Regions from separate parts of the Homo sapiens genome. Here region 1 is linked to region 2. The links are chromatin contacts, found by Hi-C or POLR2A ChIA-PET in ENCODE. All regions are on one chromosome and are shown on one strand. Each heading gives the region's core, a stretch centred on a gene start or an enhancer-like site at or near the end of the contact. The rest is flanking DNA. Distances are from core to core; before and after follow the strand shown. Region 1 has its middle 620 kb from the start of NLGN4Y-AS1. Region 2 holds the start of NLGN4Y (neuroligin 4 Y-linked).

What was found. Hi-C counts contacts between places; a loop is a spot of excess contacts on that map. ChIA-PET counts read pairs that join two places held with the same protein, here RNA polymerase II (POLR2A). Pooled maps may share reads with other maps.
Region 1: a loop to region 2 is called in a map of endothelial cell of umbilical vein, with 8 times the contacts of the local background. The contact joins the enhancer-like site here to the promoter of NLGN4Y in region 2. A Hi-C loop is called at or near these places in 1 of 168 maps with a recorded cell type or tissue (endothelial cell of umbilical vein), 2 of 37 single-sample maps with no recorded cell type and 2 of 50 pooled maps. POLR2A ChIA-PET finds 5 or more read pairs at or near these places in 1 of 52 experiments (activated T-cell).

The regions. Positions count from the first base shown.
Region 1 is chrY:15,423,353-15,426,052 of GRCh38, forward strand. No RefSeq gene overlaps it. Among named protein-coding and RNA genes, the nearest start is that of NLGN4Y-AS1, 620 kb to the left of the region's middle. Within about 2 kb of position 1,424, at least 4 of the 41 ENCODE cell types and tissues checked have a DNase peak (open chromatin) inside an H3K27ac peak, as active enhancers do.
Region 2 is chrY:14,523,230-14,525,929 of GRCh38, forward strand. It overlaps NLGN4Y (neuroligin 4 Y-linked), which reads left to right and starts at 1,300. Exons shown (of 7, transcript NM_001365588.1): 1 at 1,300-1,479.

The sequences.
Region 1 (2,700 bases), core at 174-2,673, 900 kb after region 2:
GGGCTTAGTCCTTTGGATGTTAATCCGACTGGGCCAGTGCAACTAAATAATACATATCCTCCTCCTGAACCCCATCGGTCTCTCTGATTACTTACCAATACCATCACATTTCTGGGAGCTCATCCAGGATTGGAGATTTACTGTCTCCTTTGCCTGTGGGACTAGAGCCCCAGGGCCAGGGGAAACCCAGCATCCAAGGCATGCCATGAGGGAGCTTCACCCAGATGGAAACCAGCTCTCCCCTGATCCCAGTGCCCTGGCCACTAGTGTAATGGAACCAGGGATGGAGCTGCAGGATGATACCAGCACTTCATAAACCATGGTAAGGAGTAAGAGCCCAAGGCAGCAAAGCCCATCCCATAGGGACAAAGGGGAGCCTGATCACCTGTTGGGGACTGACAATTAATCAAAGCTAGAGCATCTGGGGACAGCAGGAATGGCCTGCCAACTTGGATGAACCTCATGTCCCCACTAACAAAATGAAAGTGGTTCATTGGAACTGAAAAAAAGGAGAAAATGGGCCGATAGAGTGGCAAGTGCAGCAAGGCAGAGCTTGCTGTCAGGGTGGCAAGAGTAGCTTGCTACTCCAACTGGGAGTGTGTGGGTGCATGTGAACCTGCCCAGGACACAAAAGAGGCTCATTTAGTCTGATGAGGAGTCCTGCGGTAGGAGTGGTGTGTGTATTTGTGTGAATGTGGGAGTCTAACTGCAGTCAACCAGGACAGAAGAGACTTGTTTCACCCAGTGAGGAGTCCTGGGGCAGGGGAGGTGTGTGAAAGTATGTTAAAGAGATGGTCTCAGGAGAGGCCAACATTGGCAATGATGTGGGGAGGCACAAGTCCTTTAGCACAGGCTGTGTGCTCTGAGGTGAGTGTGGGAAAATCAGACCTAGGACATTGCATACAGGTGATAGGACCAGATCTGCAGCCACAGCAGGCTCTAACAGGAGAATGCATGTTCCTGGCTAAGCAGCATCTGAAACTCCCATAATAGGACCCGGTCTGATGGACCAGAGAGTAAAAGTGACAGTGAAAGTGCGATGCAAGAGAGAAAATGGGAGAGCAAGTGTCAAAACCAACTCCTTTGGAGTGCATGATAAAGAATTTTGAAAAAGCGTTTAGAGATAATTATAGGATAAGACTGGATGTTCCAAAGTTAAGGATATACTGTGAATTAGACTAGCCTTCTTTCAATGTCAGATGGCTGGCTGAAGGCACTACAGAGAAATTGGTCGTGTTTTAAGGTGGTGACTAGGGTTGGAGGATAGCCAGGGCATTCAGACCTAGTCTTCATATAGACTCATGGCTAAATGAATGCAGCATTGCCTAGCAGCTTATTGTAGAATGCTCGCAGCTCACGTTGAGAGAAATCAGCTGCACTGGCAACTACAGAGTTAAAGGGAAAGTCACAGAGGCTTGTAGCACGCAGAGCCAAAAGTGAAAGTAAAAATCAGCTGCCCTGGAAGCTACGGAGACAAAAGAAAAGTCTCAAGAAAGAGAAAACCGGCTTTGCAAGAACTATAGGAGGGAACAGAGACCCCTCCTCCCTACATTCCAATCTACCCCCCTTTACCAAGGCTAACTGCCCCTAAGGAGCTAAATTCAAACAGATACATGCTCCTAGTCTCACTTGAGAAGGAGAAATCAGAGCTCGGGAAGTTGTGAAAGTTTCAAAAAGTCAGGCCATCTCAGTTCTGACCATGCCAATGTTATGCTCATGTCTCTTAAGAGGACAAGGGGACCCCCACTAGGACCCAGATGATGCAGTCCAGCTTCAACACCTACAAAGTGCCAAGAAGTACTTCTGCAAAGGCTAAATGATGGTAAAAGAAAAGGCAACCAATATAAAAAGCTCAGAGGTGCTCCAACATGGAGATAAAAGCATCAGCCAGTGTTATAAAAGATTTTTAACAGCTGGAACTAAGAAATAAAGTACAAGGAAGAAATTCTACAGCTCTTAAATGCCGTATGGGACCCAAAAGAGGTGGCAGTGATGCACTGAAAGGGGCACCAAAAAGCAAGAACACTAAAGGCCAAAGAAAATAGAAAGGCAGACAGGGCAAAGAAAGCTTCAATGACAACTCCACGTTCTAAAGAGAAAGACTTAGCTATGCCTCTCCTCCTGGAGATTCCCCTCCCAGAGATCCCAAGCTACACTCTAGATGAAAAGTTTTGGTTTGGTCAGGAAACAGGGAAATATATTAAAAGTGAACGGTGGCTGTTCTCTGATGGGAGGCTAGCTGCCCCAGAGACAATAGCCCCAGATTTGTAAAATAGTTCCACCAAAGAACACACATTAGAAGCATGATCCTAGAGACTTTGATAGGTTGACATTTCTATGTGTCACAGCTCTCTGCCATCATGCGTGCTGTCTGCAAACAACGTCTATCCTGTGCCTGAAATAATCCAAAACAAGGACCTACTTGGCCCCAGGAGTTCAGGAAACAGAAGCCAGGCCCTGTGAAAAACTGCTGATGGATTTCACAGAATTGCCCTGAAAGGGGGCTATCAGTACCTGTTGGTGTTCATTTGCACCTTTTCAGGATAAGTCGAGGCTTTCCTCACCTGGACAGTGAAGGCACTAGAAGTGACCAAGTTGTTGTTAAGAGACATTATTCCCAGATTTGGACTGCCTCTAACTATAAGATCAGAAAATGGACCAACATTTGTGGCTGAAATAGTTCAGAACTCAACTATTAAA
Region 2 (2,700 bases), core at 50-2,549:
TGGTTTTATTTTCACTTAAAAATAAAAATGCAGACCACCAATGTTGTTTGGAAGCATTTTGCTGCAATCAGCTGTTTGAACAGCTCTGGGGCCATGTGCGGTGTGTTTAAAAAGTAGCGCTGCCTTCCATACAAATTAAAGGAAGACTGTGGCGGGGAAAGGAGGGGAAAAATATATATATATATACACACAGACATATATATGCGTATGTGTGAGTTTGTGAGTGTACACATACACACACACATATATATATGTACACACACACACATACATGCAGTACAGGGGAAAAGGAGGGAAAAGGCCAGGGCTGGAGATGGCGAAAGCAGGAGGACTTCTGCAAACTGTGAGCATGGAAGGCTTTTCTTCTCTTTTCTCCCCACTCCAAAGCCCTCGTCTTCTTTAAGAAAACCACCACTGCCTGGGGTGCTTCTTTTGGGAGGCTGGGGTTGGGGGTTGGTGCCATTAACCAGAGAGAAAAGGGGAAATAAAGCTTGGTTGGGGTTGCATTATGAGATTTTTTTTTCCCTTCCTTCATCTCCTGGCCTCGGATAAGATAAGGCTTGGGGGATGCACGAAATAATCCAAGTGATTGATTAGACCTGGCATGGCTTGGTTGGGCTGGAGAAAGATCGGGGCGCGCTGGAAACCCCGCGTGAAGATGAAATGACTGTAGCTCCGTGCTGCTCCTCCAAACTCGGGAGCGGTATCCATGCACCCCTTTCCCGTGTGTGTGGGTTACGACGTGGGTGGGAGTGGTGAGGCAAGCCGCAAAAGTGGGGTAGAGCTGGTGGTTTTGCTTCTTCGGAAGCCTTTGAGTGTGGCCTGGACCTTAGATGGGGGTGCAGGGCGGTTTGCCGCTGCCACCCTCGGCACCATCTCTGAACTGCCCGCTTTTCCGGAGGAGCGGAAAAGTTGGAAGCCGAAAAGACAGGCGCCCGGAGCCCTGGTCTAGGTATCAGGTGATCCGGAGCCCTAGTCGGTGCCCACTAAGAACACCCCTTCTCCCATCGGGGGTTCGGAGGAGTGTTAAGCCTGCGGGTCTGCCAGTCCCTAAGGTAGGGATGGGGGAGGGGTCTGAGGAATCCGTTCCAATAGGCACACCATCCCCACAGCCCTAGAAAAGGCAACCACCACCCGCTCCTTCCTCCCGCACCATCCCATCTCAAGGCTCTCTGCTGACCCGGGCCGATTTCATCTGGTCTCTTCTCCCCCGCTTCCCACCTCCCAATTCCCGCGCAGCTCGGCTCCGTTCCCTCCCACTCCCCTAGGCGGAACTGAAAGCGAAGATCAGCCAAGAGCACAGTCGGAGGCGGCAGAGACGGTGGCGGGTGAGCTAGGGGCTGTGAGACGAAGCAGGGAGAGAGTGAACTTCAGCCCCGTCCCCTCCCCACTGCCACGGCTGGGGCAACCCAACCCGCGCCTGAAGCGGCTTGGCTTGACCTGCGGAAGCGCGGGCCGGGATGGCGTGGGGAGAGGGAGGTAGGTGCCACTGGGCTGCAGATGACGAGTGGGTTGGGGGCTTGCTGTGGGACAAGAGGTTCAGGTTCCGGCCTGCGCCTTCCACTCCGCGGTGGCGCTCTCTGCCTGCGGTTTTCCAGGAGGCCGATCTACCCCAGGGACACTCTCATCCTTCAGGCGGTCTCCTGGACGCCCTTTCCTCCCCTTGCCTCCCAGCCTGACCTGGCTCTTTCGCCCCTCGGAGAACCGGTAGGTTGGGGTCCCTCGGCGGGGGTCTAGTGAGCCGAGTCGCGAGCTTTGCGCCCCCGGTATCTAGGCCCCGTGCCGCGCGCAAATCCGGGCCCAGGCGTACAGTTCTGGAGCCTAGTCGCCGCCAGACACAGGGCCCTTTGTACCCGGAGGAGCGGGAGCGGGAGCGGGGGCGTCAGGGCAACCCTTGCACCCCAGAGGCCTGCCTAGGACCACCCTGGGAACAAATGTCTCGCTCGGAAAACGAGGTGAACCCGGAGGATGTCCTACGCATCATACCCCTCCCCTTCTTGAGAAGGCTTTTTCTTTTTTTCTTTTTTTTTCCCGGTTTCCTTTTCTCTGGCTTCTTCCACACCTTACCGCAGGTGTGGGCCTCTTTTCATGTATGTGCGGCTGCTATCTCGGGGATGCAGGGGAAGGCGGTGTAGGAGGCAGCGTGGAAGGGTACTAGGAGGTGGCGGCGGGATTTTGGGCCTGGTGATGTGCCCGAGCTTGCAGCTAGCTGGGGCACTGGGCCCCCAAGTCACGAATTCAGCCCAGGGCTTGGGCGAGACTGCCCGGAGCAAGGACGGAGGATCCAGATTTACCATTTGGACCCAAATTAAGAAATTTGGGGTGGGGGTTGGGTAGGGGTTTTGAAACTAAGCAGGTGACGTCCTTGCGAGCTGAATCCACAAGGTGGTAGTATGGCTTATATTATTTTTATTTTATTATTTTATTTTATTTTTCTATTGTTCATTTTTTTTGTGTGTGGGGAGTGGGGGATGTTTTTTTCTCTGTGTACTCCAATCTTATGCTTTTTGAAGGCATCCATTGCCCGTAGGGTTTACATAAGACCGCGTTGCATTATATTTTCTTAAAAGTGGGGTGGTGTGCATAAGCTTCCATTTCAGAATCAGTCGCTCCTGTGATGTGAGGGAGGCAAAAGCAAAGAAAAGGAAAAATAAACAAAATAAGAAGTTTAGGGAGACTTCATTATCCCCACGAAGCCGG